2 separate regions of the Homo sapiens genome follow, and region 1 is linked to region 2. Evidence: chromatin loops called from intact Hi-C (ENCODE). Cell type or tissue: heart right ventricle. All regions are shown on one strand. Links, peaks and the distances in the headings refer to the core of each region. The heading gives the core; the rest is flanking DNA.

Evidence for each region. Hi-C counts contacts between places; a loop is a spot of excess contacts. Peaks named below come from ENCODE experiments on the same cell type or tissue, not always from the same donor. Only the 100,000 strongest peaks of a DNase experiment are listed, where the experiment ranks them.
Region 1: a loop joins it to region 2, with 3 times the contacts of the local background. A loop is called at or near these places in 63 of 110 quality-filtered maps.

Annotation. Positions count from the first base shown.
Region 1 is chr14:70,891,484-70,906,946 of GRCh38, forward strand. No RefSeq gene overlaps it. Among named protein-coding and RNA genes, the nearest start is that of PCNX1, 8.2 kb to the right of the region's middle. RefSeq lists an enhancer at 2,615-2,774. In heart right ventricle, for the core only: no CTCF peak of the experiment used is centred there; no DNase peak of the experiment used is centred there.
Region 2 is chr14:70,814,133-70,829,595 of GRCh38, forward strand. It overlaps LOC124903341 (a long non-coding RNA gene), which reads left to right and starts at 7,741. Exons shown (of 2, transcript XR_007064246.1): 1 at 7,741-7,990; 2 at 9,688-9,852. It overlaps MAP3K9-DT (MAP3K9 divergent transcript), which reads left to right. Exons shown (of 2, transcript NR_184164.1): 2 at 979-1,916. RefSeq lists an enhancer at 3,600-3,894 and a silencer at 7,661-7,860. In heart right ventricle, for the core only: no CTCF peak of the experiment used is centred there; DNase peaks (open chromatin) are centred at 7,837 and 8,043; H3K4me3 peaks cover 1,865 bases; H3K27ac peaks cover 1,870 bases.

The DNA.
Region 1 (15,463 bases), core at 2,541-10,540, 75 kb after region 2:
CCCAGGATACTGGCCTATAATGCTGAGAAAGGAAATAGTGTCAGAGAATCTTGGTTTTTAGCTGCTGTTTTACTCTGCAGGAGCAGAGAGAAATAGGAGCAGGGGTAATTTCTTTCCTTTAGCAGCTGCTGAAGTAGACCTGATATTTGGGTTGGAAAAGTATATCAACTCACCTCAATTTAGAGAAATTATTTTTTAACCTTAAGAAATTAACGTATGTATTGCATCACTGAGGAGGCTCTTCTGTGGGCTTGTAGCAGGAAAAATCTAGACACTCTATGGGGCTATGCTACAGACATGGTGGCCCATGCAAGGAACTGGCAGCTGTGGGAGACAATGACAATGATTGACACTTGCCTGGCAATTTACAGCATACTGTTTCAAACCTGATTTAATTCTCTCAGTAAGCCTGAGATAAAGGGGTCATTTTATGCATTCCACAGATGAGGAAATAGACTTGCTTTCTTAAGCAACAGGTAGTGAGTTACAATCCAGAAATGAACACAGTCTCTCTGAATCCCAATCCTACACCCTTCCCAGTAAACAGGTTCTATTCCACTGTATGGCATTCAGTTGTGAGACGTTTCACACAAGAATTCGTCATTAACAAAAGAATTATATTTGATGGTGATAATTTAGAATCATAAGTCAAGAGTCTCTCATTTTCTTGTATTGAAGTGCATTTTTTTTTTTTTTTGAGATGGAGTCTTGCTCTGTTGCCCAGGCTGGAGTGCAGTGGCACGATCTCGGCTCACTGCAACCTCCACCTCCCAGGTTCAAGTGATACTTTTGCCTCAGCTCCCCCTCAGAACTGGTAGCTGGGATTACAGGCATGCACCACCAAGCCTGGCTGATTTTTGTATGTTCAGTAGAGATGGGGATTTGCCATGTTGGCCAGGCTGGTCTTGAACTCCTGATCTCAGGGGATCCACCTGCCTCGGCCTCCGAAAGTGCTTAGATTACAGGTGAGAGCCACCGCGCCTGGCCTGAAGTGCATTTTTTGAGCAGAAAGAATAGGTCAAATTGCAGCAAGCTATCTGGGGAATCACACACATCAGTTATATCTGTGCAGTAGCACTAAAAGACCATGGCTGGTGGAGATAATAATAGTTTTTGTGATTATAAGTTATTGCCTTGCTTTCCTCCCTGGAAAATACTGGGTTTCACCAAAGTTTGAATCTGAGTTTTCCTATGACAGTGTGCCTGCTTGTGTGAATATCATCCATTTTGAGTATCTCCAAAAGACATCAGTGGAGAATGTGGCTCATCGTGCAGCCTTCCTGATAGATCTGACTATGGTAGTGCACATACTACATTTAAGCCCTGCTGTGTATCAAAGCTGGGTACTCAACCCTAACACATACCCTTCACTTATAATGAAACTTCTAATGGACTCTTGCTTATAGGGAAAGCTTGTATAACCAACTCTCAATTTTTATGTGTATGTAAGGTCAAAACTGCAGTGTTCTGTTAATGGTGATACCACTACAATGTCTGTAGATATAGGCAATAGAAAACTGAAGCACTCTTATGACACAAATACAGTGTAAACATTCTTGAAAAACTGGGAATTTGCTGCAGCATCACTCCTAGCCACTCCCCAGAAATTTGGAGGTTGGACAACCTAGTGTGATAGTAGAAACACTTGAAATGTTTGGGAGTCATTTTTACACAAACTTGTGCTGTTGCTTTTTTTTAAGGTTAAAAAAGGCATGTTTTGATGCAAGAACACAGGATATGAGTTCGCACTAAATAAAGATCTACATCTACACAATAGGTTTCAATGACGGGGAGGAGAAGAGATTTTTATCTTCCATGAGATACTCAGCAGTATCCGGAGACCTTCTTGATTTTCCCAACTTAGAGTGTTAAAGCTATTGGCATCTAGTGGGTAGAGGCTAGAGATGCTGTTGCTGTTAAACATCCTACAATGCCCAGCCTTTATCCCTGCAGTAAAGAATTATTCACCCCAAAATGTTAACAGGGCTGAGGTTAACGAAGCCCTAATCTATACTGACACTAAAATGTTAAGCACTTTGGTAGAAATTGTTATCTGATGCAGCTGAGCAAACTGCAATGGGGTTCTACAGAAGGGAAAAAAAGAGGGTTACTATAACCAGATATCCCCATGTCCTCAGATTCTGGGAGACAGTTTTGTTGTTGTTGTTGTTGTGGTTGTGGTGGTGGTTTTTGAGACGGAGTCTCGCTCTGTTGCTCAGGCTGGAGTGCAGTGGTGCGATTTCGGCTCACTGCAACCTCTGCCTCCCGTGTTCAAGCAATTCTCCTGTCTCCGCCTCCCGAGTAGCTGGAATTACAGGCATATGCCACTACGCCCGGCTAATTTTTGTATTTTTAGTAGAGATGGGGTTTCACCATGTTGGCCAGGCTGGTCTCAAACTCCTGACCTCAGGCGATCCCGCCCACCTCGGCCTCCCATAGTGCTGAGATGACAGGCATGAGCCTCTGCACCCAACCTGGGAGACAGTTTTGTTCAAGTCCCCCAGCCCGTGGTAGAAAGTTACTTACAATATTTCCTGTAGGTTTTTGGGTGACTTTGTTTTAGTTGTGGGCTGAGAGACTCTGCTTGATTCACTGCTACTGCCTGTTCCAAACTGCTGCTTTCAGCCCCTGCCTCTGCTGCCCTCCCCCCGACTCCCTGGACCATTCTGTTTCACTTTGGATATGATTTTTCTTTCTTCCTCCCTGAAAAATCCCTCTTACATATGCTTATTGTGGGTTGCAAACCATTGCTGATAGGTCAGGGTTGTTTTTTAATTTCTCAAGTCTTCCTCAGCAAAGGAAATTTCCTGCTGCCCTTGAACTTGTGTAGGATTTAGCTGGCCCATGGAGTGGCCAGAGTTCTCTACCCTCTTATATCTCAATCTTCTTTTTTAGATCCTTAGGCTATCTCTCTGAGCAGCCAGCTAAAACCCCACAAATTCCTATTTCTTTCTCATACAAACTAATTTAGCCTTCTTTGTTTCGCTCTCTTCTTGCTCGGCCCTGGGTGGAGTGGGAGTGGGATTACTGAAATAGGAACATCAAAGCATTTTTCTAACAAACAACAGCAATCAGAAAAACAACTTATATCCCAGGAGATAAATTATGCCACTCTTCTAGAAGGCAAAATGTAAGTACTTGTTTTACATATAATTTATTTTCTTCCCAAGACACTGGGGAGAAACAATGTAGTGTAGCTGTTGTGAGCAGTGGGCACTGGAGTTAGACCACTTGGGGTTTGAGTCTTGGTTCCATCACCTGTTATCCCCATGACCATGGGCAAGTTACTTGACCTATCTGTTGCCCCTTAGTTCCCTCACTATTACAATGGGGAAAATAGAAGTACCTACCTTAGAGAACTATTGTGAGAATTTTTAAAAGGCAATGATGTGAAGTGCCTTCATTCAGTGGCTGACACATGGTGGCTGCTCGACAGTGAGTACTAAAGAGTGGGATGTGTAAGCAGACTGCCCACATAGAGAAAGAGCATGCAATGAGCACATTCCAACACACAGGGGTGAGTGTATTAAGCTACAGGGTTCAAAGAAGACAAAGAGCTTCCTCTCTTAAAAAAAAATCCCAGGCTCCTGGGAAAGACAGAAAAGTAAACAAATAACTATAATGCAATGTGACAGTGCTATAGCAGAGGTCTGTTTGTACTTGTCAAAAGATTTCTACTCAGCAGTGACCATGACATCCTGTTGTTGTGGCGTTAGTTTCTATCCCACTAGAGAGTCACAATGCATATTGCATTCTCCTTGCAGTGAAAGGTAGTTAAGTAGAGTGTTTCCGAGTGTTTGGATTTGGCCAGTCCCACTGCCAAAATCCACAGCTTAAGGAACAGAGATGTGTCTCTGTTTGTCTTTGCTGGTGGGCTCCCGTATCCTGTATAGTCTTAAAGGGGGCTTCATTCCCCATGGTGGGCTTCTTCTTGATTAAGACTCTGGGGCTTGCCGGGTAAGGTGGCTCACGCCTGTAATCCCAGCACTTTGGGAGGCCGACACGGGCAGATCGCTTGAGGCCAGGAGTTCGAGACCAGCCTGGCTAACGTGGCGAAACCCTGCCTCTACTAAAAATACAAAAATTAGCCAGGCATGGTGATGCATGCCTGTAATTCCAGCTACTCGGGAGGCTGAGCCAGGAGAATCTCTTGAACCTGGGAGGTGGAGGTTGCAGTGAGCTGAGACTGCGCCACTGCCTTCCAGCCTCGGTGAAAGAGCAAGACTGCCTCCAGCAACAACAAAAGACTCTGGGGCTCAGCAGAGTCTTAGAATGCAACCAAGGACAAACTACCTCCCCCAATCCTATAGGACCTGAGTAAGCACGTTTCCAAAAAGCAATGATTATTAAAATGCAACAAGCATTATTCTTTGTGTGATTTCAAGACCTTTTTACCCTATCCTTTCCCCAACCTCTAAAATATATCATGGCCTACAGTAACTTACAGAAACTCGGTGAGTAACTGTTTTGCTAATTAAAGTCGATGAATACTTAGATTTTTAAAACAACTGTAGAGAATGTTGGCAAAACCTTGAGTGTCACAAAGCAAGAAGCAGCCATCATCATGGAACAGTGTAAAATGAAAGTCAATCAAATGAGAAAAATATCAAAGTTGAATTTATTCCTTACACCTGACCTGGATAAAGTCCAAGTAGATATTAATATTTAAATTCATAAAATGATATCATCATGGTATTAGAAGAAACTAAAAGAGAGTTATTCACCTTAAAGTGGAGAAGGCATTTCTAATGATGACATTAAATCCAGAATTATACAAGAAAAGATTAATACATTCAATCTTTCAACATCAAAATTTTCTGCATAGAAAAAGCCATAAACATAGCCAAAAAATGACAAATTGCAAAAATATGCCTAGCTCTATTATAGACCAAAGACCAACTTCCCTAACATATAATGAGCTTCTACAAATAAGAAAGCAAAGACCTACAATGCAATAGAAAAATGGACAAAGACACCAACAGTGACTAGATAAAGAAAATGTGCTATGTATACACCATGGAATACTACACAGCCACGAAAAAGAATGAAATCATGTCCTTTTAAGCAACATGGATACAGCTGCCAACTAATGCAGAAACAGAACACCAAATACCACATATTCTCACTTATAAGTGGGAGCTAAACATTGAGTACACATGGACATAAAGACAAGAACTATAGACACTGGGGACTATAAGGGGGGAAGGAAGGAAGAGGGGCAAGTGTTGCAAAACTATTGGGTACTATGCTCACTACCTGGGTGACAGGCTCAATCATATACCAAACTGCAGTAACAGGAAATATATTCTTGTAACAAACCTGCACATGTACCCCCTGAATCTGAAATAAGAGTTAAAATTTAAAAAAAGAAAAGAAAAATGGGCAGAGAATATGAACAGGCAAGACCTGAGGAAAAAAAGTACACATGACTCCTAGGCACATGCAAGTGGCTCAGCCTCACTCACAATAGAGAAATTCAAATTAAAGCTACATGGAGACATCGTTTTTCAATTATCAAATTACCAAAGATCCAAAAATCTGACAACATGCTTTGTTGATGACGGTGTTCTGAAACAGGCATTCAACATCTATTCTTCCTCTCTGATTCCTGACACAGTCCAGTTTTATGTAGGCATTTATCCCTCCCAGCATATCCCCTAAGCCTCAGTTCACATTTGGGACTGACTGATCTAAGGGTAATTCCATTCCCCTGGGCAGTAATTGGTTCAGGAACCCAGGCTAGAATGAGTCAGTGTATGGCAGTGCCCTGAGGACAGGGATTAACTCAAGAATAGGGATGTAACCAAAAGTATGTTGGAAGTTCCTGGGAGGGAAATTTCCTTGCTCTTAGGTGAACTTCTAATTGATGGCATCGCTATGTGAAACCTGTAATGGCTATAGCCATTTTGCCTCCATGAGAGAAGCCACCCAAGGCCAAAGCCAACACACATAGGTCATCACAGGGCATTGCAGAGAGAGAGATCCAGAGCCACGAAATTCAGCTGCTCCTGAAGCCTGCTTGCCTCCTGGACTTCCAGTTGTATGAAGTGATCATTTTCCTTATTGTCGATGTGAGTTTGTATAGAATTTTCTGTTACTTGAAACTGCAGGCTAGTAGCCATGTAGCACAGAGAATGTTTCCAAGAATCTAAGTGAAACACATGGGTAAGTCAGAAGGAAAAAATGTCTCTGAAGTTTCTCAGACTTAGCAAACTGCCAAAGCACATGGCATGTGTTGATATAAAAACTTTCCAAATCAGGCTCTGAACTCCAATTAGAATATAGTACAGAAGCAGAGGGAGGAAGGGCTGGAGAGACCAGGACAAAAGTTATCACACATTTACACTGGTTGTGATTGGGCAGTGGGCCTATTAACAAAGCTTTCTCTCTCTTTCCTATATTTTCTCAGATAAAAATACCATGAATGTGTTACTTTTAGGATGAAAAACTAAATACAAAAGACCAATTGGATGTAAAATGGTGGAGAGGCTGGCCCAAGCAAACTCTCAATAAGTTGTCAGGTTTTCAAAATACAAGTCCAAAGGAAGAGTGGATAGATAAATAAATACATGCTCATAAAACCTCTGCATAAATTAGAGATTAGGAAATTTAAGAATTCCTAGTAAACTCGAGGCTATTAGGACTGAGGGATTTAAAACAAAACCCAAAAAGCAAATTTAGAATACAGTTGTCATGTTTAAAGCAGAGCTCATTTTTCTGTTCTTCAGACCATGATTTTTCACAATATTTTTGAGGTGTCATATTTCTAATCACCCCTCATAAGGAATTTGTTTTCATTTCCTAGTCATTCCACAGGCTGAGGGTCACTACATAATTCAGGTTGGGAGGCTGTCTCATCATCTTCTGGATCAAAAAGAATCCTGAAGTGGATGATGGGATTTTTCCCCCTTATTTATTTTCTGACAATCCTGAGAAGTAGAGGGAAGATGAGGATTCCATAAAGGAGACTCAAGTCTAGGGTAATTAGAGAGGAGGAAACCAGGAAGAAGGAGCAGTGACCTGGAAGCAAAGAGATTAAATAAGCCGGGGACTGAAAAATGCCTGCTGGATATGGCAACTAGGAAATCATTGATGATGTGGGCAGAAGCAGGGATGACAGCGAAGGTCAAGGCAGGTGAAAGACACTGTTTCACTCTTAAGAAAGTTGGCTGTGAGGGAGAGGAGGAAGTAGCCCTGAGGATAAGAGTGCCTGTTTCTGGGCTGGAGGAAAGTGCCAGCAGAAAGGAAAAGCTGGTGGTACCTGAGGGACCAAGGTTAACAAACCCAGTAGGGTTTAGGTGGTGGGGTGGAGAGCACAGGTGAAGCCATTTTCTTAGGCAGAACAACACCTTAAAAGGAAAAAAGAAAACAAAGGATGACTGTACATATGAATAAATTTATAAGTTGGGGGGGCAGGAAACTGAGGAATTACTGTCTGATACCCTCTATGTTTTCTGTGGGAGAGAGGGTGGTGTGGGTTGTATGAAAGACGTTGGTGAGATTTTAAAAGTCATTAATAAAGACACAAGAAGTGCTGAGTGAGAACTGGAGAACTGCCAGGAGGACTCCAGGTAACAGTTAGGGTCACAACCTGGAAAGTGCTAGCCTGCATGCTGGTGGCAGAGAAAGCAAATCCATCCAGTGCCATGGTTTTGGCCGATGGCAAGGTTGGGGAGAAAAGAGTGAAAAATCACTAGCTGTGGAATGATTGAATTGCAAAACTATGAGATCCACCATGGATGAGGAAATGAGGGAGGAGAAGAGGTGGTGGTGGTGATGGTAGGAAGTTCAGAGGAAAAAAAGAGGAAAGAAGTGTTTAAAAAGGAAAGGCCAAGGACAGTGCTTCTCAATACCAGTTTGCAGAAGAATAAAGAAGCTTGTTAAAAATGCACGTCTCCAGGCTCCATGTGAGAGATTTCAATTTAGCAAGTCTTGGGTACAAGATAGGAATCGGCTTTCTCCACCAGGTTATTACTTTTTAAAAATTGGTAACACAGGCCACGAGCAGTGGCTCAGGCCTGTAATCCCAGTACTTTGGGAGGCCAAGGTGGCCAGATCATTTGAGGTCAGGAGTTTGAGACCAGGCTGGCCAACATGGTGAAACCCTGATTCTACTAAAATTAGCTGGGTGTGGTGGTGCCTGCCTGTAACCCCAGCTACTCGAGAGGCTGAGGCACAAGAATGGCTTGAACCCAGGAGGCGGAGATTGAGGGGTCTGACACTGCACTCCAGCCTGGGTGACAGGGTGAGACTGTGTCTCAAAAGAAAAAAAAAAAAGGATAACATGTGCATAATGTAAAATTCATTAAGAGAAAAGATATACAATCAAAAGTAAGGTCTCTCACCCCTGTGGCAATTCCTGCTGCCATTTTCTCACATGTTCTGCTAGGGACATTCAGTACACAGATAATCACATAAAATACATTCTTTTCTCTTATGACAAGTGCTGTTATATACTTTTTTCCACATATATATATATATATATATATATATATTTTTTTTTTTTTTTTTTTTTTTTTGAGACAGGATCTCACTTTGTCACCCAGGCTTGGGTGCAGTGGCATGATCTCAGCTCACTGCAGTCTGGACCTCTTGGGCTCACATGATCCTTGCACCTCAGCCACCCAGGTAGCTGGGACTGCAGGCATGCACCATGACACCCAGCTAATTTTTTGTATTTTTTTTTTTTTGGTAGGGATGTGGTTTCACCATGTTGTCCAGGCTGGTCTTGAACTCCTGAGCTCAAGCGATCTGCCTGCCTCAGCCTCCCAGAGTGCTAGGATTACAGGCGTGAGCCACGGCACCCAGCCACTTCACCATATATTTTAAAGATCAATCCTTATTAGTTCATTAAAAGATACTTCAGTATTCTATTGGCTGCTTGGAATTCTATCTTTTAATATCAAAAGATAGAAAACAATAGATGTTTATACTAATTCTTTATTTCAGAGATACCCAACACTGAGGGAGTTTTTCAGTACCCTATGTATAAAGCACCATAACTTAGATTATATGTTTGTTTCTTTGTTTTTGGAGATATTGTCTCATTATGTTGCCTCGGCTGGTCTCACCTTCCTGGGCTCAAGTGATCATGCCGTCTCAACCTCCCAAGTAGCTGGAATATCAGCGTGCACCATGGCACCTGGCTCTAGGATTATGTTTTTTTTTTTTTTTTTTTTTGAGATGGAGTCTTGCTCTGTCACCCAGGCTGGAGTGCAGTGGCACGATCTCGGCTCACTGCAAGCTCCGCCTCCTGGGTTCATGCCATTCTCCTGCCTCAGTCTCCCGAGTAGCTGGGACTACAGGCATGTGCCACTATGCCCAGCTAATTTTTTGTATTTTTAATAGAGATGGGGTTTCACCGTGTTAGCCAGGATAGTCTCAATCTCCTGACCTCGTGATCCGCCCGTCTTGGCCTCCCAAAGTGCTGGGATTACAGGCGTGAGCCACCGCACCTGGCTGGGATTCTGTGTTTAATAGAAGATTTTGACTTGGGGTCATTCATGGACTATATACACATTGAGAAACACTTGTCATAGGACCTAAAAATATAATGAGTTTACAGGAAGGAAATGTTGAGAGAAACGGAGCAAGAAAACTGGAGGAACAGGGAGGTTTTACTTTGTGTCCTGATCTTTACTGATTTGAGAGATTTTATACTGATATGTATCACCCTCCTATGATGTATATACAAAACATATTATTTGTACATAATTAGAAAATACTTATGTATATTAACAGCCACTGAATCCTGGTGACAGTAGGTGAGGCAAAACAAAACAAAAACCCAGCTAAAAATCAAAAACCCCAAACAGACAAAAAAAAAAACTAATAAGAAATATGTTCCCATGTGCTGTCAAGGTTTCCATAAAGAAAGCAGTGAAAAATCTCCAAGGGAAAGATCTTTTTATGATGTCATTGGAATGTTATTTTTGTCATTAGAAAAAAGCTCCAGCCATCAAAATGAAATGCAATGAGTCTGCAACCTTGAATTCCCCAGGACTCTTCAATTCTGCTCGGATTCCTTGACTAGGGGCTAGGACTAATTTAGAAAGTAGCAGAAGGTGGATTAAAACACAGATTCATCTGATTCCAGCCCCCAGGCCCTTTCCATTATGAACACCACCTTCTCACCAAGGAATGTTCCTGGTGTTCCTTGCCAGAGGAGCCAGACATCTGGCCTCCAAAGGTGACAACTCTCACTTCTACTTAGCTACAGGGAGGCGCTCTGGATGACACTGGTAGCTACTAATACAGGGGGTGAACTCTTCAGAGAATCATCCAGCCACATCAGTTGGCCTAGTAGGTCCTGTTGGAATTATGCTACCCCAGCTGAAATAGAAAGATAAACAAGGCTGGGAGCACTGGCTCACGCCTATAATCCCACCACCTTGAGAGGCTGAGGCAGGCAGATCACTTGAGGTCAGGAGTTTGAGGCCACCCTGGCCAACATGGTGAAACCCCGTCTCCACCAAAAAATACAAAAATTAGCTGGGCGTAGTGGTGCTCTCCTGTAGTCCCAGCTACTCAGGAGTCTGAGACGTGAGAATCATTTGAACCCAGGAGGCGGAGGTTGCAGAGTTGAGATCGCGCCACTGCACTCCAGCCTAGGTGACGGAGTGAGAACCTGTCTCAAAAAAAAAAAAAAAAAGATAAACAAGCTCTTTCATATGATATAGTGAAGCACATTAGACATCAGACTGACATAGAAGAATCTTTTAATGTCAAAAGATGAAAAACAATTCATGTGTATATTATTTTTAATTTAGGGATTCACAATATCTGGGGAGTTTCGCAGTATCTTGCATGCTTTCCCTTTCCTTTCATTGCCCTGCTCCCAAAGTGTGGTAAGTTTAAGAAAAGTGAATTGGTTTTTTGAGACATGACAGAAGACACTCTCAGGATGACACAAAACCATAACAAGAATTACTAAAGTAGTTGGTGTCACTAAAAACATATTTTAAATTACTCATATGGAGTTGACATTTAAAAAAAGGAGATTGGGTTGAGATTTCCAAGAAGAATCATCTCCTAGTTAGTAAGAAAGTCTTTTATTTTCACTTGTTTAGCTTCATATCCAGATGATGGTATTTTATAATTATATTATGTGAGATTTGGGAAGTTTCCATTTGATATTTATTTTCCTGATGTGATCTAAAGCAGTACACAGCAAATGGCTAAAAGAGATCCACAGAAGAATTCTGGGGCACTTCTTTTTTTTCTTTTCTTTCCTTTTTTTTTTTTTTTTTTTTTGTGACAGGGTCTAAGTCTGTCACTGAAGCTGGAGTGTGCAATCACAGCTCACTGCATCCTTGACCTCCCAGGCTCAGGTGATCCTCCTGCTTTAGCATCCTGCGTAGCTGAGACCACAAGCTTGCGCCACCATGCCCAGCTAATTTTTGTATTTTTTGTAGAGATGGGGTTTCGCCATGTTGCCCAGGCTGGTCTCGTACTCCTGGGCTCAAGTGATCTTCTCAGCTAGGCTTTCCAAAGTGTTGGGATTATAGGTGTGAGTCACCACGCCCAGCCTTCTCTTCCAAATTCTCTTCACCTTCATTTCATATTATTTTTTCCTTCCTTGAACTGCTATTCTAAGCTGGTGAAATGCTTTGAAATGTTGAAGAATTACCAAATGAATGATGAAACAGATTAGGCCGGGCACGGTAGCTCACGCCTATAATCCTAGCACTTTGGGAGGCCGAGGCGGGTGGATCACCTGAGGTCAGAAGTTCAAGACCAGCCTAGTCAACATGGTGAAACCCTGTCTCTACTAAAAATACAAAAATTAGCTGGGCGTGGTGGCGCGTGCCTGTAATCCCAGCTATTCAGGAGGCTGAGGCAGGAGAATCGCTTGAACCCGGGAAGTGGAGGTTGCAGTGAGTCGAGATTGCGCCATTGCACTCCAGCCTGGGCAACAAGAGCAAGACTCCATCTCAAAAAAAAAAAAAAGAAAAGAAAAAAAGAAAAAACAGATTAAAATCTCTAATTGGAAAGCCATTGGTTTCTGTGCTTTGTTTAATCAATGTATATGAACTGAGTGTTAATTGATGCTAACAGCTTTCTCTGCTAGGCCCTGTGGAACATGCTGAGAAGTGCCTTGCCCTCAAGGAATGTACAGTTTAGATGGAGGGATTTGAAGTAGCACATAATTAAACGCTAAATGAGTGGAACATGTGAGTGCTCTAGGCTGTTCAAAAAATAGAAGAATGGGTTTGGAGTAGACGTAGTGGATTTTAGCAGGCAGGTGGAGGGGTAATGTTTTCTAAGTAAGGCAAATGGTGTCAGTAAAAGCACAGAGGCAGAAATTAATAAATGAGTGGGCTGATAAACATAAATAGTTATACTGATATTCACCAATAAAAAGGGTTCATGCTGGGGAGTAGCGGCAGTTAAGTTGGAGAAAATAGTGATTCAGGTTGCTGGGGTCTTTGCCCGGCTAAGGAGTATCCCTTTAGTCCTGAAGGGAATTAAAGGCTTTTAAGAAAAGTGGATTAGGGAGATTAATTTGTTAGTGGAAGGTAGAATGGTTTAGAAGAGGAGAAATTGGTGGTAATAGCAGACTGCTGGGTACGACTTGATGAGGGGATTCTCCAGAACGGTTGATCTGGCAACGTAAGGGAAGGGTTGAGCAGGAGAAAGCCTGTGGAGACTAGACACTGGGGAAGGATATATGAGGTTCCAAGTCTGAGTGAGCTGGAAAATGTTGGTTTCACGAAGACAAAGAAGAGGCGCAGGACTGGGGGAAGACATGGATACTTACTGCGTCTGGATCATTGGCAGGACATGTGGGCCATAATGTCTAAAACAGATAATTGCCACACAAAAATGGATCAGAGCTGCAGTTTGCATGACTCTGCTCCAAGGTGGGCTTGGGTGGGGTTATTAGATTTCGTACATTCAGCTTTGTCCTTTTCAGGCAGGAGACAGCATCTGCTGTCGAGTACTCTCAGTCCCCAGGAGGCCTATGAGCTAGTCAGAAAATATAATTTTAATAGGATTAGCTGAGAGATGAGCAAATGTCAAATGGTGATTTGGTAGTATGTCATGGCTGCTAACTTTGACATGCTAAGTGTAACATTATTAATGGCTTCTATGCATGGCTAAGAGGGTTAACACTTAGCAAAATTAGTTCCCTGGATTTTTGTCCTGCTGTTATATTTTATGGGCATGATGGAGTGTGCTACCTTGAGTAAACCATTTAACCTCTCTCTGCCTTAGCTTCTAGTTTATAAAATAGGAAGCTTGTTGTGGCAGGCAGTATTCACAAACATTTTGAGAGCTACAGAGAGCGCTGTAGGATTGTCTTTCTCCCCGCCCCCTCATTCCCCCCCATCCACCCCGTCCCAATGACTGAGTCAGTCATTTGGAAAGGTCAGCTTTTTCACTGGATACTCTCAATTGCTACTCCCTAAGTCAGTTAATTAGTATTTTTCTAAAATGCTCCTACCAGTCCAGAGCTGAAAGATGTAGTCTCTAACTGCTGTTTCTACTCTCTGGGCCTGCCAATCCTGCTAACCCCTTTTCACCCAATGGCTATTGCCATGTGACTCACACCTCAGGTTCTGGGATCAATCCCAGTCATTTTGGAGGGCAACTAGAGCTTTATATTAACACTCTGGGACTTCAACATAAGGCAACCATGCTCAGTGTGAAGTTTGGTCCTAGTTCTAGGTATTAGGCTCCTGCTTTGTTTGTAAGTCTCACTCTGTCCCCCCAGATCCAGCCTTTGAATATTTGTTTTGTCCTGCTGGGTCCTCAAACTTGGGCCTCCAGTGAGTATCTCAGTAGCTCAAGGATCTGAGTTCTATTTGTTTTCATCAATTCCCTGTAGAAACGAAAGGGCAGACCTAGAAAACCCCAGCACTGAAGCTGGGGCCTTGCTATAAGCAACACACTTTCTCAAGGCTTGCCGTGATTTCCCAATTTTTGCCCACTCCTGGATTTTCCAAGGCTATGTGTTCCAGCTGTCCATTGGCTTACAACACCCACATTCTCTGTTTAACAGGCCTGATGCCGGCTGCCTTCCTGGCCTGCTGCCGGTTCCATATCCTCCAGATACTGCATTCTGGCTGAACGTTTATCACGCCAGCTGGGTTGGCCTCCGATTCCACGGATGTATCTGGTTCTAGTTTCCATTTCTCCCCATCCACCTCACCCTCATTACAGTTAATCCTTTTATATTAAACCATAGCGGATCTTTGCTGTTGTGGAAACTGATGTGGTATTGGAATTTTATCCTTGTTTACATCTTTCTTTGTGTTGGAAAGGTTGGGATTACTTCCAAAACCTTCCCAGAGAGCTTTCCTGTCTCCTTTAGGGGAAACAAATGAAAACTTGACAATAGCTGGTATCTATGACACCAGCTTCAAGGCCACTATTTTAATTGTAAAATTGCATTATTTAATCATAATTTTGCTTTTAGATATACAAATATATTTTAAAGTATATTTTGTCCAGTGTTTACTCACAGCTCTCAATTTCAAGGTATCTTACTGGAACTCAGTGGCTTTGTGGTTATAAGGACATAAACAAATCAAGGCTAGGGATGGTGTGGTGTTCTACAGTGGTAAGCTACATTAGAATCCTCCGGAGGACTTGTTAAAACAGATTGCTGGGTACCACCCCACAGAGTGTCTATAGAATGATGCCCTAAGAATTTGCACTTTGACGAAAACTGGTCATGTATTTAAGCTGGTCACAGATAACCAGAAGGTGCTGAACTGTTCTTAATCAATTCAAACTTTTACCTGAAATGGATAATAAGGTGGAGAGCCTTGAGAAATGAACTTCCAAAGTTCAGTGCATGCAGTTAGCATGACTGCTGGTTTTAGAGTTCTCAACCACTTATTGCTTATGAGCAATAAGTGGCCATAAGCATTTGGCCAATCACTTACTTGAGTTTACAGGTTTTCTCATCCATAAAATAACAATAGCTGCTATGCTGCCCTCAAAGGGTTGTCCTGAGGTCTGAATGGAATGGGTGTGATAGTGTCTGAGCAACTATAAAGTGGTATGGCACTGGGAGGTATTGTAACGGTTTTTCATTACTCTTCTTAAAATATCACCAGTTTCCTTTGGCTCTTGTTTCCCTCATTAATTATAGCAACTGTAATCTGGGAATACACAGTACTTTTATTGCCATAAAAGCCAAACTTCAATAAACTCAAATTTCAAACTTTTCTATAAAATTTTATTCAGTGAGATCAGACACGCCTTATAAACATTACACAGAGCCAAGAATGATTCCGTTTTTACAGCTATAAAAAGAGATCTACAAGACCCTATTGTAATTTGGGGTGGCGTCACGGTTAATCTTTTTCAACCCTGTTTAGATTGGCCCATTAATAAAAATGGCTGCTAGTTACAGCACATTTAAAAATACAATCACCGCGTACAAATGGTAACCTGTCCACTCCATACTTCCATGTCCTGTGCCGCTTCTATTAACTTGTCTTTGGAAGTA
Region 2 (15,463 bases), core at 4,846-12,845:
ATTCTTTTGGGAAATATTTAAAATTAGTACTTTGATGTAAAAAAAAAAAATCCCTCAAGCAGACTTTTACCTTTTTTTTTTTTTTTTTTTAAAGAAACAAGGTCTCACTGTGTCACCCAGGCTGGAGAGCAGTGGCACGATCATAGCTCACTGATCACATGGCAGCCTCAAACTCCTGGACTCAGTGGGTCCTCCTGCCTCAGCATCCTGAGTAGCTGGGACTACAGGTGCGTGCCACCACACCTGGCAAATTTTGTTAATTTTTGGTAGAGATAAGGACTCACTGTGTTGCCCAGGCTGGCTTCAAACTCTTGGCCTCAAGTGATCCTCCTGCCTCCATCTCTTCAAATGCTGGGATTACAGGTTTGAGCCACCGTGCCTGGCCCCTTTGACCTTTTCTAAAAGAGCCAGCCCACCACTTTCACCTCTCATGTGTACCATTTCAGGAAAGAAGCCCTAGTTCCTGTTTCATAAACTCCATTTGCATTAAATATGATTTTAGGCAAATGGTTTGGGCAGATATGTGGCAGGGCTGATGGAACAGACCTGTGGAGTCAGACCCAGACAAGTCTTGATCAACTTGTCATGACTGTGGGAGGCCTTTCACCTCTCTGAGCCTCTGTTTCATTGTTGGTAACATGAGATTGTATAAAATGGGGTTGCTGTGAAGGTTAGATGAAGTAAGAGGTCCTCCTGGCAGTGCCTAATACATAATAATAAGTGCTTAATAAATTGTAAATGTTATTACAGTTGATAGTATTTAATTCCTCTATGAGGAATTATGAGTTAATGTAGCTTGAACCACCAAAAAGGTAAGAAATCTTTCCTCTTTTAGGAAAACCTCAGTTCAGAAAAGCAATAAACTATGGGGGGGGTGGCTGTTTAGAATGTTGCATCTCTGGAGAGCAAGTTGCATTTTAACAATGATCAGAGCCTTTAATTAAGGAGTGAAGGTCAAATCATTTCTGCTTCATCCAGCCTGGTTGCAGAGTGAGCCCATGGGACAGCCCTCTGAAATTATACTGCTTACAACCATGCTGAGTCTGCAAGGACTTCGTCCAAGCCTTTCCGTCCAGGACCTCAAACAGATCCAATCACAAGAAGAGAGATTTCAGGAAAGAGAAAATTATTCCTATCATCGGGGTTTTTGAAGAACATGAAATGACTGGGAAAATAATCATGTTAAGTGGAAAAAAAAAAGAAATCTATCTGTTGTAATTTTCAAATAATTTTTAAATAAATTTGAAAAATTAAGAGAACTATATATATAATACATTCCTAATCTTGTGAAAAATATATATGCATTAATATTATTGAAAGAAATATATCAAAAGGTGAACAGCAATTATCACCAATCTAGATTATGAGATTAGGAGTGATTTTTTTTCTTTGTCCTATACTATTTAATATTTTCTACCATTAAAATATTCTGATTTTCTAATTAGAATAGTACGTTAGACAAAGAAGGACAAATATCACATGAACTCTCACTCTCTTATGGAACAGATCTTGTGGAATCTAAAAAAGTTGAACTCATAGAAAAAGAGGAAAATGATGGTTACCAGTTAGAAAAAAGGAATAAGTTCAAGAGATCTATTGTACACCATGGTCAATATAGTTAACAATATATTTTATACTTTAAAATTGCTAAGGTAGTAGATTTTAAGTGTTCTCACCACACAAAAAAATAAGTATGTGAAAAGCATATGGTAATTAGCTTGATTTAACCACGCCACAGTGCATACATATGTCAAAACATCATGTTGTATACTATAAATATATACACTTTTTGTCAATTTTAAACAGGTTATAAAAAAACATGTTATTGTTGATAATTATGAAAAATTTTAATGATGTGGAAATGTGTACAGTATAATGATAAATGAAAGAGTAGTAAAAATCCTTATAAAATATAATTACAAATGTGTTGGGTGGATAATATAAAAATCTTAACAGCTATTTCTGAGCTAAGTGGTGGAGCATGGGTAATTTTTAGTGCCTTCTGTGTCAGGCTGTTCTTGCATTGCTATGAAGAAATACCTGGCCAGGCGCGGTGGCTCACGCCTATAATCCCGGCACTTTGGGAGGCCAAGGCGGGTGGATCACCTGAGGTCAGGAGTTCGAGACCAGCCTGGCCAACATGGTGAAACCCCGTCTCTACTAAAAATACAAAAATTAGCCAGGTAAGGTGGTGCGTGCCTGTAGTTCCAGCTGCTGGGGAGGCTGAGGCAGGAGAATCGTTTGAACCCAGGAGGCGGAGGTTGCAGTGAGCTGAGATAGCCTGGGTAACAGACCAAGACTCTGTCTCAAAAAAAATAAAAATAAAAATAAAAAAGAAATACCTGAGAAAAGGTAATTTATAAAGGAAAGAGGTTTAATTGGCTTGCGATTCTTCAAGTTTTACATGAAGCATGGCAGCATCTGATTTTAGGGAGGCCTCAGGAAGCTTCCAATCCTGGCATAAAGCAACGAGGAGCAGGTACGTCACATGGCGAAAGCAGTAACAAGAGAGAGAGTAACGGGGGAGGTGCCACACCCTTTTAAACAATCACATCTCATGAGAACTCACTATCCTGAAGACAGCACCAAGGGGATAGTGCTAAACCATGCATGAAAAATCCGCCCCCATGATCCAATCGCCTCCCACCAGGCCCCACCTCCCACATTGGGGATTACAATTCAACAAGAGATTGGGGCGGGGACAGACGGCCAAACTATGTCACCTTCATTTTACTTTTCTTTTTCCTACAGCAAAAATAACCATGTGATATTTGTGTAATTGTAATAAAGAACTACAAAATCACTTTTATCTTTTTAAATACAAAATTCAAACTAAAATCATTATTGTTAGTTGGAGAGATGGTGGAGGAAGGAAAACAGAAGCTGAGGATGACACTACTAATAAGTAACAATAATGACAATGACTCCTGTTACTTAACGGCTTGCTTAGGTTCACAGTCTTTTTTATTTGCTAGACGCTTTAACGGCTTCTTCCAAGCAAACAAAAGTCTTGGAATCCAAACAGTCCCTTTACTCCTCACCCCTCATACCTCATGGAGGGAAATTCTTGGTTATGTGCAGACACATATGTGGACTAAGTTAGCATGGCTGTGGCACCCCTTACCTGACACGGATTTAGACTTTAGCTTTTCAAACGTTTTGGTCTGTATTTATTTATTTATTGAGACGGAGGCTCACACTGTCACCCAGGCTGGAGTGCAGTGGCGCCATCTCCGCTCACTGCAACCTCCGCCTTCCCAGGTTCAAGCGATTGTCCTGCCTCAACCTCCCGAGTGGCTGGAATTACAGGCGCCCACCCACCACACCCAGCTAATTTTTCTATTTTTAGTAGAGACGGGGTTTCACCATGTGGTCTCGAACTCTTGACCTCAGCTGATCTGCCCGCCTCGGCCTCCCAAAGTGCTGGGATTACAGGCGTGAGCCACAGCGCCCGGCAAACCTTGGTCTTTAAATCACGTTGGCAAGACTGAACTCAAACGTAAGCTCTCTGTTTTGGTTTTGAGAGTTGTGCCTTCTTATCTAAAACAGTAACAATTTAAATATTTTTGTTATTTAAACAAACCAATAAGATCTGAGGAATGAGCAACCGTCACAGTTGTCTGAATAACACATTGCACGGTAGTGGTGGCTGTTTCATAACGGACTTGGCACAGCAGTGCCCTCTTAGAGACAAAGGTGGACCATTGCGCCGCCGTGTGGTATTGAGGGGTATGGCGCCTTCTTCCTTTTATAATTACGCTTTTTCTAGTTAAGAACTAGAATAACCTTCGCGGTCGCTGGGTGGAGCCCTTTCAATTTGTTGTGTGGGCTAACTAAGTGTGGAAACTAAGACTCAGGCAAGTGATGTTACTGGGGCTTGAACCCAAATCTTCACCCTTTGTGCTCCCAGCTTTTCAAGTTAACTCAGGGATGTCTGCACATAGCTGGAGGGAAACGGAGCTGTCTTATGCAAAACTCAATTTCACATTCAAAGAAACTGAAGTGTAGAGAGGATAAGTGACTTGCTAAAAGGTCTGCGCTAATTTGGGGTCCTTCGTTTTTTATTCTACTCATTCGTTTATTCACCAAATATTTATACACGTGTCTACTACATGTCAGGCACCATTCAAGGCACTAGAGATAAAATAGTGAACACAGCAAACAAAAATCCCTTCCTGCAAAAATCCCTTCATCTCTTCCCTTCATAAAGCTCATGTTCTAATGGGGGAAACAAAGTAAGCAACTAAAATATATAATACCAGATTAGAGAGGGGTAAATGCAAAGAAGAAATAAAAGGGAAGGGGGATACGAAATGTTAGGAGGGGCTACTTTTCTGAGTGGCCAGAGAAAACCTCCTTGATAAGGTGACTGGTGACTTTTTTTTTTTTTTTTTTGAGATAGAGTCTCACTCTGTGGCCCAGGCTGCAGTGCAATGTCATGATCTCAGCTCACTGCAACCTCTGCCTGCCAGTTCAAGTGATTTTCCTTCCTCAGCCACCACGTAGCTGAGACTACAGGCACATGCCACCATGCCCAGCTAATTTTTGTATTTTTAGTAGAGACAGGGTTTCACCTTGTTGGCCAGGCTGGTCCTGAACTCCTGACCTCAGGTGATCCACCTGCCTTGGTCTCCCAAAGTGCTGGGATTACAGGTGTGAGCCATGGCACCCGGCCAACAAGGTGACTTTTGAGTAAAAACACCTGAAAGAATTTAGGAAACCAGTCATACAGATACAGGGGAAGAGCATTCAGGCAAACTGCATGGTAGTGCAAAGGCCCTAAGACAGGAAAATGCCTGTGTATTCATGAAAAGATAGCAAACTCAAGGGTAGTAAGAGCTATAAGAGGTAGGGTGGCCTGTTCACATGGGGTCCTTCAGGTCAAAGGAGGACTTTGGTTTTACTTTAAATGAGACAGGCTATTGAAGAGGTTTGTTTTTGTTTTTGTTTTTGTTTTTTTCTGAGACAAGGTCTCACTCTGTTGCCCAGGCTGGAGTGCAATGGCGTGATCTCAGCCCATTACAGCCTCAACCTGCCGGGCTCAAGCGGTTCTCCCACCTTAGCCTCCTGAGTAGCTGGGACTACAGGCATGCGCCATCACACCCAGCTAATTTTTGTTGTTGTCGTTGTTTTGCTTTGTTTTGTTTTTTGTAGAGACAAGGTCCCACTATGTTGCCCAGACTGTCTCGAACCCCTGGGCTCAAGCAATTCTCCTGCTGTGGCCTCCCAAAGTACTGGGATTACAGACGTGAGCTACCATGCCCTGCCACACCGATGATTTCAATGAGCAGAGGAGTGGTGTGGTCTGCCTTTTCAACAAGATCACTCTGGCTACTGGGTTTGCAACAGGCTTCAGAAAGCAAGTGCGGGGACTGTGAGAGGAAGGGACTATTCAGTAAGCCTGTCAAGGGATAACAGCAAATTAGAAAAGGGAGGTGACAATGGGTATGGTCAAAAGTGGCCAGAATTTAGAAATACATTTTGAGGGTAGACCAACCAGGTTTGCTGATGAATCAGAAAGGGAATAAAAGAAAGAGAGGAGTCAAGGATGACATCAAGGTTTTTGGTTTGAGCAACTGGAAGGCTGGCGTTGCCATTAACGGAGAATGTGGGAAAAGCTGGTTTGGGGGCAAATCTCACCAGTTTAATGTTAGACATGATAAGTTTGAGATCACTGTTCTATACCCAAGTGGAGATGTCAAGTGGGCAGTTGATTACATCATCTGGAGTTCATTCAAGAACTGTTAAATGACAACAGTCTAGTCCCTGAGAACCTTAACTCTATAAAATGACTAAGGGCGCAATAATGATTAGAAAACATTCAGACTCAAATAATAAAATACTTTCTCCTTTAACGTGGTTTTCCAGATTTCTACTCAAGGAGACCTTTTAAGTGGCTATTCCTTTCCTAGTTGAAGGCTGTGAATCTTTTGCTCACAGACATGAGACATGAGTCTCCTGACACTGATGAGACCTTTAAGACAGTTGCCTGTTCTCTGGGTTACTGGATGGAGCCCTTTGTGAAGTCAGTGGGAGCCCCAGAGAGAAGCCTGCTTGGCCGGTGGAACATCAGGGAAACTCTCTTGTGCTTTGTGTTTTATGAAAAGTAGGGGAGATTCCAACCTGAAGCCTTCCCATCTTTGCTTCCTGGGGTTTTGTTGATACCCAGGTCAGGTGCAATTGCTTGCAGCTTCATGATGTCTCTTCGTTATCTTATAGTCTGCCCTCTTCCCCAGCTCTGTACATGATGGAATTGCCATTCTTTTGCATGGGTACACTCCTTCCTGGGATGTGGGCAAGGGATGGCAGAGTGACTGACAGCTTATTGAGTACTAGGCAGTAGGTTGGGCACTGATAGACATACCCTCCATTAGTATACGAAGACGAAGCCACCGACCTACCAACTGTACCACTCACTGTAATCACAGCCAACATTTATATACTATTTTAGAGTTCAGAAAACACTTTTACAGACAGGTGCCAGTATACTGACTAAGAGTACATACAGACTCTGAGGCCAGGCACAGTGACCCATGCCTATAATCCCAATGCTTTGGGAGGCAAAACCGGAGGATCACTTGAGGACAGAAGTTCAAGACCAACCTGGGCCACAAAGTGAGTCCCTCCCTGTCTCTACAAAAAATTAAAAACTTTGCCAGATATAGTGGTGCACACCTGTGGTCCCAGCTACCAGGAATTCAAGGTTACAGTGAGCTATGGCACCACTGCGCCACTGCACTTCAGCCTGGGAGAGGGAGTAAGACCTTGTCTATTAAAAAAAAAATACAGACTCTGGAACCAGGTTGCCTGAGTTGAATCTCAGTTCTGTCCAGTTCTGCCATGACTCACTGTGTGGTCTAGGACAATTTACTTAGCCTCTCTGTTAAGTCTTGGTTTCTTCAAGTGCAAAATGGAGATTTTAAATAATCCTAACTACCTCCTAAACTAGCTTAGAGATTAACTGAGATAATACGGAGGCAGCCCTAAGAGCAGTGCCTAGAACATAGTGAGCCCTCAATAAAGGCAGAAGGGATCGTACTACCTGGTTGGGACTTTTTAGCCAATTTTACTAATAAGGAAACGGAAGCCCAGGGAGTTTATTCAGTGTGGCTAAGTACTAAGGAACAGTACTAAGGAACAGAAGCCCAAGACCCAATCAGGGGTTCCTGCTTCTGACTCCAAAGCTTTTCCCACTCAGAATCCACTTCCTTAGGGAGTGTGGGTTTTATGTTAAAACAAGCCAAACTTTCGCACCGGCTCTTCTGGTGTCTCCTAGCTTTGCTTCTGAGAAAGGACAGCTGAGGTTGGAGGGAATAACAGCAAAAATAATTGACATTCTTGGGTCCATCGGTCGGTGTGCCGGGCCTGTGCCAAGGACTTCACCTGCCCTTCCCATTCAATATTCACCAAAAAACCTATGTGCTAGGTACTTTGAATAACCACTTTATATAAAAAGTGGGGTGCAGAGCCACTAAGCAAGCAGGGGTGGCGTGTGTCGGAGCCAGAATCCATTATCGGCTCTCTGATCAGTTTACCCCCAGGAGGACCTTTCCCCGACCCCCTACCCCGCCGGGAGCAGCCTATCTTCGTGCAAAATGCACCGAGCTACATACAGAGGCTGCCTTCCAGGACTCAGCGCGGAGGGTTAGGCTGCCTCGAACCCCATTCTGGTAACTCCATCCCAGCTGGGACGCCGGGCCCTCTCCGCCCCTTGCGGCCCACCCCTCCCCTTCTGCCCCCCAACACGGGGACCGGGCGGGCTCTCGGTCGGCGCCACCGCGCCCCCGCATCAGGATCCTCGGCGCTGACGTTCTCTCCCCAGGGGGAGGAGGGGCCCAGGAAGGGTTAGGTCCGCAGCCAGTGCGGAGAAAGGGCCCTGGGCTCGGCTCCCACGCTCGGGCAGGCCTCCCGCCGGGGGATCGGAGCTGCGGTCACTCGCGGCTTCGGGGCCGTGGCGTCCCGCGCACAGCTTCCGCGCCTCTGCAAGGCGGTGAGTCGTTTCTTCCCGGCACAGGAGGGACAGTTTCCCCACGTGGACGCGGGGCTGGCAGCGGGAGGGGCAATAGCGCTGGCGGAGCTTAGGGTTTCGCGGGAGCAACCAGCGCGCGCCTCTCTCTCTCCCCTCCCCTCGCTCGCGCTCGCTCTCCCCCGCCCTCTGTCTCTCCCCTCTCTCTCTCTCGCTTTCCCCCCACTCTCTTGCTTTCCCCCTTCTCTCTCTCTTCCCCTCTCCTCTCGCTCGCTCCTCGTCTCCCCTGGCTCTCTCGCTCTCCCCTCTCCCCGTCTCCCCACGCTCTGTCTCGCTCTCCCCCGTCTCTCTCCCTCCCCCTCTCCTCCCGCTCTCTCTCGCTCTCCTCTCTCTTCTCCCCGACCCCCTTGCGTTCTCTCTTTTTCTCTCTTCCCTCGCTCTCCCCTCCCCTGCCCCGTCCCTCTCCTCTCCCCTCTCCCCACATCTCTCTCGTTCGCCCCTCTCTCCCCTCTTCGCCCTCTCTCTCTCCTTCCTTCTTCCCACCCTCTCTTCCTCCGTCTCTCCCTCCCCGCCTCCTTTCCTCCTTCCCTTCACCCCCACTTTCCTTCTTCCCTCCTCCTCTCCTCCTCCCCTCCTCCCCTCCTTCCTTCCTCCCCTCCTCCCTTCCTCCGCCCCCTCCTCTTACAGGGAAGGATGCCCTCGGTTTCGCTGCGCTCTCCCAGGAGCGAACTCCCGCAGCCGCTCAGGCCAGCGCCAGAGACCTTGTCCCTACCAAGGCGGGCCGCGCCCCTTGGTGGGCTGGGCTCAGGGAGCGCGCTTTGCACGCTTCAGATGTCTTTGTGGGAAGCCTGGGAGTAGCTAGGTGTGAATGTGCTGCCCTTAATTTAAGCCACCAGTTGTAAATATGTGTTCTAGTGCATATTAATAACTCTCCCTCGACCCACTCGCCTCCTGCCACTCCAGTTGCTCCAACAGGGACCCCCTCTTCCCTTCCCTCGGGCCAGCAGCTCTTCCTGTACAGGAGAAGCGATCTGGGTAGCTCAGGAGCTGCCTGTAGGTCTGCGTATGGCCTGTTTCTCTTTCTTCCCCTCTGTCCCACACTCTCCGCTCACTCCTGTCTCCCTGCTGTCACTCTGCAGCTATGACACTAGATCACTAATAAGGGTAGGTGAGAAGGAAAGGGAAGAGGAAAAGAAAATAACAGCCATTTATTCTGATAAACCCTCAACATGTGACACCTGGGTTCCTTCCAGGCATTTGCTGTGAAAATAGGTGGTCCTGGTTCTCAGTAGTCCCAAAGCCTCTAGTCCGGATGGGGGTAGAATTGCCGCAGATGCGGAATCCACTAACAGTCGAGGAAGCTTATCTTCCTGGAAGCCTTCAGCCTCCCACTCCCACCTCTGCCCCATTCTGTTTGCTTCCTCCCTGTCTCAGCTTCTGCTTCTCTCCTTTTTATAACCTGCTGCTAAGAAAAGTCTGAAAACTTGAATTATAAATACATAATATATCAAGTATTGCCTGAAATAGAGATTTGAAACCTAAAAGGGAGGAAAGAAAAGAAGCATCTTGAATTCTAGGAGAAGCAGTCCTGGGTGCCGCGTCCCCAAGGACTGGCTGCAGCTTCTCTCGGCCGCGGTTGCCTCATTTATAACATGGGGATACCCATCCATACCAACCATGGTGCAGGGGATTGCACCAGATCATTCTCACATCTCTTCCAGCTCTGAAGAAATGGAGGTGAACAGAGGAACAGCCACTCCCAGCAAGCAAGGGAAGAAGAATCTTGAAAGCCTGTGACTTCACAGAGACTTCTTGATTGATGCCCCTGAAATCAGCCTGCCAAGTGTGGCCTCTGCAGCATAAATACAAGGAGTCTGATGACACAAGACGGCGTCTGATGATAGTTCTGTCACCCTCAGCCATATTATAATTCCATGTCCTCGTAGTCACCCTGCCATAATCCCACCATTTCCTGCAAACACAGCTTCTCCTGCCTGATGAAGTCTTACCTATCCTTTAAGACCTAGCTCCGACCGGGTGCAGTGGCTCATGCCTGTAATCCCTGCACTTTGGGAGGCCGAGGCAAGTGAATCACTTGAGCCCAAGGAGTTCTGAGACCAGCATAGGCAATATGGCAAAACCCCAGCTCTACAAAAAAAAAAAAAAAAAAAATTAGTTGGGCATGGTGGTGCACGCCTGTAGTCCCAACTACTTGGGAGGCTGAGGTGGGAGGATTGCTTGAGCCCAGGAGATCAAGACTGCAGTGAGCTGAGATCATGCCACTGCACTCCAGCCTGGGTGACATAGTGAGACACCATCTCAAAAAAAAAAAAAAAAAAAAAAAAGGTCCACACTCTGGGGAGCCTTTCCTGACTATCCTGAGGATACAGGGGATGCTTCCTCTGTGGGTTCCCACAGGATCGACCCACACTTAGATCCCTCACCACTTTACTCTGCCATTTACTCCCCTCCCTTGACCATCAGTCTTTGAGGAAAGGGACTTTGCCTTCTTCATCGTTGCCTGGCACAATTCTTGCTTTTCCTACCTTGAATGAAAAGAGATGATAATCCTATGTAATGACAAATGACTTAGATTTTCTCATTTAACCCTCACACAACTCTGGGAGAATGAACACAGCTGAAGTGGCTTGTCCAGGTCATTTTGTAAGTGGTGGAGCTGTATGATCTTGCCCACTTCAGAGACCATAAGCTCTAGCTTGCAGCTGTCCCTGACTGCCTTCTGCCAGGTGATGGGAAGCTTCTCACAAAGGCAGTGTCTACCTCAGCTTCTTTCTCCTTTCTCTCCCATCAAACTCAAATGTGAGGCAGCTAAGAAAGTTGAGTCAGCTCCTGAGAAAATTCAGGTTTTAATAACCTGCCTTCCTTAGGTGCTTGTCCAACTCCTCTGGCAAGGACCCTTCTTGGAGGGCTGAGATTGTTTTCCTGGAGGCCACCAGACTTCAGGCTTCTAACCTCAGAGCCTGGGTGCTTTGTCTTACAGCATGGTCTTTCTGAGCTGCTGGAGACCTCTCAGGTGTGAACCTAGTCTAAGCCACCATATAACTGGGGTTCCAAAGGCTTATCTCTGTTGTTATGAATCATCCACTGGATACATAGAGGGATGATAACTGGTTGCGGATCATTAGGTTCCTGTCCCTAGAGTTGTGTGTCCCAAAGCAAGCCACTCAGCATTCTGGACCTCAGGTTTTTTTCTGTCTTCCTCTTTCTTTCTTTCTTTCTTTCTCTTTCTTTCTTTCTTTCTTTCTTTCTTTCTTTCTTTCTTTCTTTCTTTTTTCTTTCTCTCTTTCTCTCTCTCTTTCTTTCTCTCTTTCTTTCTTTCTTTCTTTCTCTTTCTTCCTTCCTTCCTTTCTTTCTTTCTTTCTTTCTTTCTTTCTTTCTTTCTTTCTTTCTTTCTTTCTTTCTTTCTTTCTTTCTTTCTTTCTTTCTTTCTTTCTTTCTTTCTTTCTTTCTCTGACAATTTCTCTCTGTCACCCAGGCTGGAGTGCAGTGGCATGATCACTGATCACTGCAGCCTCAATCTCCCAGGCCCAAGGTATCCTCTTGGCTTAGCCTCCCAAGTAGCTGGGACTAGAGGCATGCATCACTATGCCCAGCTTTTTTTTTTTTTTTTTTTTTTTTTAGTAGACACAAGATTTCACAAATGTTGCCCAGGCTGGTCCCAAAGTCCTGAGCTCAAGTGGTCCTCCCTCCTTGGCCTCCCAAAGTGTTGAGATTACAGGCGTGAGCTACCTCGCCCAGCCTGGACCTCAGTTTTCTCATCTGGAAAACAGAAATTCAATTTAAGAAATATCAACTAAGGGAGGCTGAGGCGGGAGAATGGCTTGAACCCTGGAGGCGGAGGTTGCAGTGAGCCAAGATCGTGCCACTGCACTCCAGCCTGGGCAATAGAGTGAGACTCCATCTCAAAAAAAAAAAAAAAGAAAAAGAAAAGAAATATCAATTAAATGCCCATCATGTACAGAGCCCAGAGCTAGGTGCTAGAGATCTAAGTGCAAAGGTAAAAAGATATAATCTACGCCCTCAATAAATGTAAAGGCAAATAGAAGAGATACAATTTTTTTTTTTTTTTTTTTTGAGACAGGGTCTTGCTCTGTCGCCAGGCTGGAGTGCAATGGCACAATCTGGGCTCACTGCAACTTCTGCCTCCCAGGTTCAAGCAATTCTCCTGCCTCAGCCTCCTGAGTAGCTGGGACTACAGATGCATGCCACCACACCCAGCTAATTTTTGTATTTTTAGTAGAGACAGGGTTTCACCATGTTGGCCAGGACGGTCTCGATCTCTTGACCTCGTGATCTGCCCGCCTCAGCCTCCCAAAGTGCTGGGATTACAGGCATGAGCCACCGTGCCCAGCCGAGATAGGAATTTTTAAAAACAGACCCACAGCAAGGTGAAATAAAGTAGATGTGAAGTAAGAATATTAATACCTGTTTTGCCTACCTCATAAGGTTGTGCCAAGAATCAAATGAGATCATGGATAACAAGTATCCTTAAAGCACTATGCAAATGTAAGCAAGTAGTAATTATTATTTGGCTTTGCGGGAGATACCAATTGGGTTGTTTGCCTGAATCTCCCCTTTTTCCCAAGAACTGCTCCTATAGCCAAATCCACATGATAACAGTGGATTGCCAAATCCACATGATAACACCTCCTCAGGTGCCATTTTGGTTGATTGAGCCAGGTGCAGACCCCAGGAATGGGAATGAAGGTGGCTCAGTCTCAGTCACTCTGGGCTCTTGAGCAGAGGAAATACAAACACTGGAGGCTTAGAAAGCTATTTTCTGACTAGGTGGACTGAAAATTTAAAAATACCAAATTGGGCCAGGCACGGTGGCCCACGCCTGTAATCCCAGCACTTTGGGAGGCTGAGGCGGGTGGATCTCCTGAGGTCAGGAGTTCAAGACCAGCCTGGACAACATGGTGAAACCCCATCTGTACTAAAAACACAAAAAATTAGCCAGGCATGGTAGCGGGCACCTGTGATTCCAGCTACTCGGGAGGCTGAGGCAGGAGAATCTCTTGAACCCTGGAAGGTGGAGGTTTCAGTGAGCTGAGATCATGCCACTACACTCCAGCCTGGGCAACAAGAGTAAAACTCCGTCTCAAAAAAAAAAAAGAAAAGAAAAAAAAAACCCAAACTGCATCCAGAGAAAGCATGTAGACGTTCAGAGAGGAATGAAAACAAGAGGCTCCCTGTCATTCAGGCCTTGGTTCCCATCTGTCCCTGCCTGCTGTAAACAATATCCCACCAAGGGCCAGCTTTTGCTAAAGATAGCTCTGGTGGGCTTCAATCACCATTAAACAGTTCCTAAACTAATTCTGCTAAGGCTAATGTAGAGCAGAAGACTCCCTTGGCCCATGTAACAGCTGTGTCATCATTCATTTACTCATCCCATCAGTCAATGAATATCATTGAATGCCAGCTGTTTACAAGCTTGTAAGAAGAGGAAGAAAAAACATTGGCTGCAGTCTTTAAAATATAAACCAGCCACTGGATGTCAGCCTTCTGGCCAACTGGCTCTCAATGCTCCTGAAATTTCCCAGTTGTGCCCTGGGAGCATTTTGGAGGTATCTGACATAGCTGCCACTCACAGCTCTTTCTGAGAAGTTCTAGAGCCTTGGACACCATGGTGTTTTCCCATCAGCCTTCCTCCTCTGGTAACAGCCGCTAAACCCCACTCACACACACACTTTCGGGGAGCTGCCTCACCTGCTTCCATGTTCTTCTGGTGAGACTTTAATCACATGACCCCTCCCCTGAGCATAGACAGGGTGGACTTAGGGCCTAAACTGAGCAACAGAATCACTTTCTGGGGACTTTGAACTTTGAGCTGAGACACAAATGCAGAGGGCAGTTGGAGCCGGGCCATGCCACCGCAGCACCACATAGAAAAGCTTCAGCCCTGCTGAGATCACGGTGCCTGGTCCCTGGGTTCAGTTATTCCTTTAAATCTGTAGCCACCCCGGATTTTCATCTCTTACAAAATAAATATCTTTTGAACCAAATTAGCCAATCAAGTATTTGTAACCAAAGAGTTCGGGCACATCTGCTCTCTGCTTTTTCAGATAAAAGCTCATGGATGAGTGAAGAAAAAGAAGAAAAGGATAAAATAGAGAAGTTGTGTTGTGTCCCCTGCTCAAGCCTGCAGCACAGCCTAGCTCCTAGTTTAAGACCCTTTAATGAATCTATATTTACCATCAGGTTTTTATTTATGGAAATCTACACAAGGCATTTGGATGAAGGCTGATGCTTATTTCAGGAAAGCAAGTCTGTGGTTTCAACAAAACCTCTGTTAGCTCCCTCCACACCTGTTCGCTCTTCTGCCAAACTACCTATTGCTCATTTCTAAAGCAAAAAATAAAATCAGGAATCGGATTCCAAAGCAGGACAAAAGTGGTGATTAAAGAGACAGGCTAGAGCCAGGTGGGTCATGCCTATAATCCCAGCACTTCCGGAGACTGAGGGAGGAGGATTGCTTGAGGCCAGGAGTTTGAGACCAGCCTGGCAACATAGTAAGACCCCATCCCTAATTTTAAAAAATAAAAATAAAGAGGCCTATATTTTTTGTTATAAATTTTCTTTCTTTTCTTTTTTTTTTTTTTTTTTAGATAGAGTCTCACTTTGTTGCCCAGGCTGGAGTGCTGTGGCGCAATCTTGGCTCACTGCAACCTCTGCCTCCTGGGTTCAAGTGATTCTCCTGCCTCAGCCTCCCGAGTAGCTGGGATTACGTTATAAATTTTCTTAATGAGCATTATGTATTTCTAGTCAACACAGGTCCCTCTTGAAAATATCTTCCTAATATCATAGAAGTTGCCCCCCAAAGTAATACTGATAGAATCATAAATAATAGGCCAGTAATACAGCTAACTAATAGCAGATCTAGGACCAGAACTCAGGTCTTAGTATCACTAAATCAGAGTTCTTTCCACCATTCCATGCCTCCTTTCACAATAGAATTTGCCTAAATATTATTTCAAAATGTCTTCATTATAAGAATTTTATTTATCTACATATATCAGTGTTTCTTTGAACAATAAATATTTGACAAAGAATCTAGATACAGAAACTTTAAGTATTTATTTCCACTACTAGTCAAGATCTATAAAGTATGCAGATTATATATCACTAGGGATGGAGAATCCAAATAACACAATTAAATGCACATCCAAATATTAACTAAATATTATTCATCAGAGAGAAAAGAGTCAGGGAGTGAGAGACAGAGAAAGAGGTTGTCTCTCCCCCACTGTTCATTACGCCAGAGTTTTAGCCCCTGGGCGTTATAATGGTCTTACCACACCTGTACGGGCCTCAGCTTCTAAAGTTTCATCAGGCCGAATGTCGTGGCTCACGCTTGTAATCCCAGCATTTTTGGGAGGCCGAGGTGGGTGGATCACCTGAGGCCAGGAGTTCAAGACCAGTCTGGCCAACATGGCAAAACCCCGTCTCTATGAAAAATACAAAAATTAGCCAGGC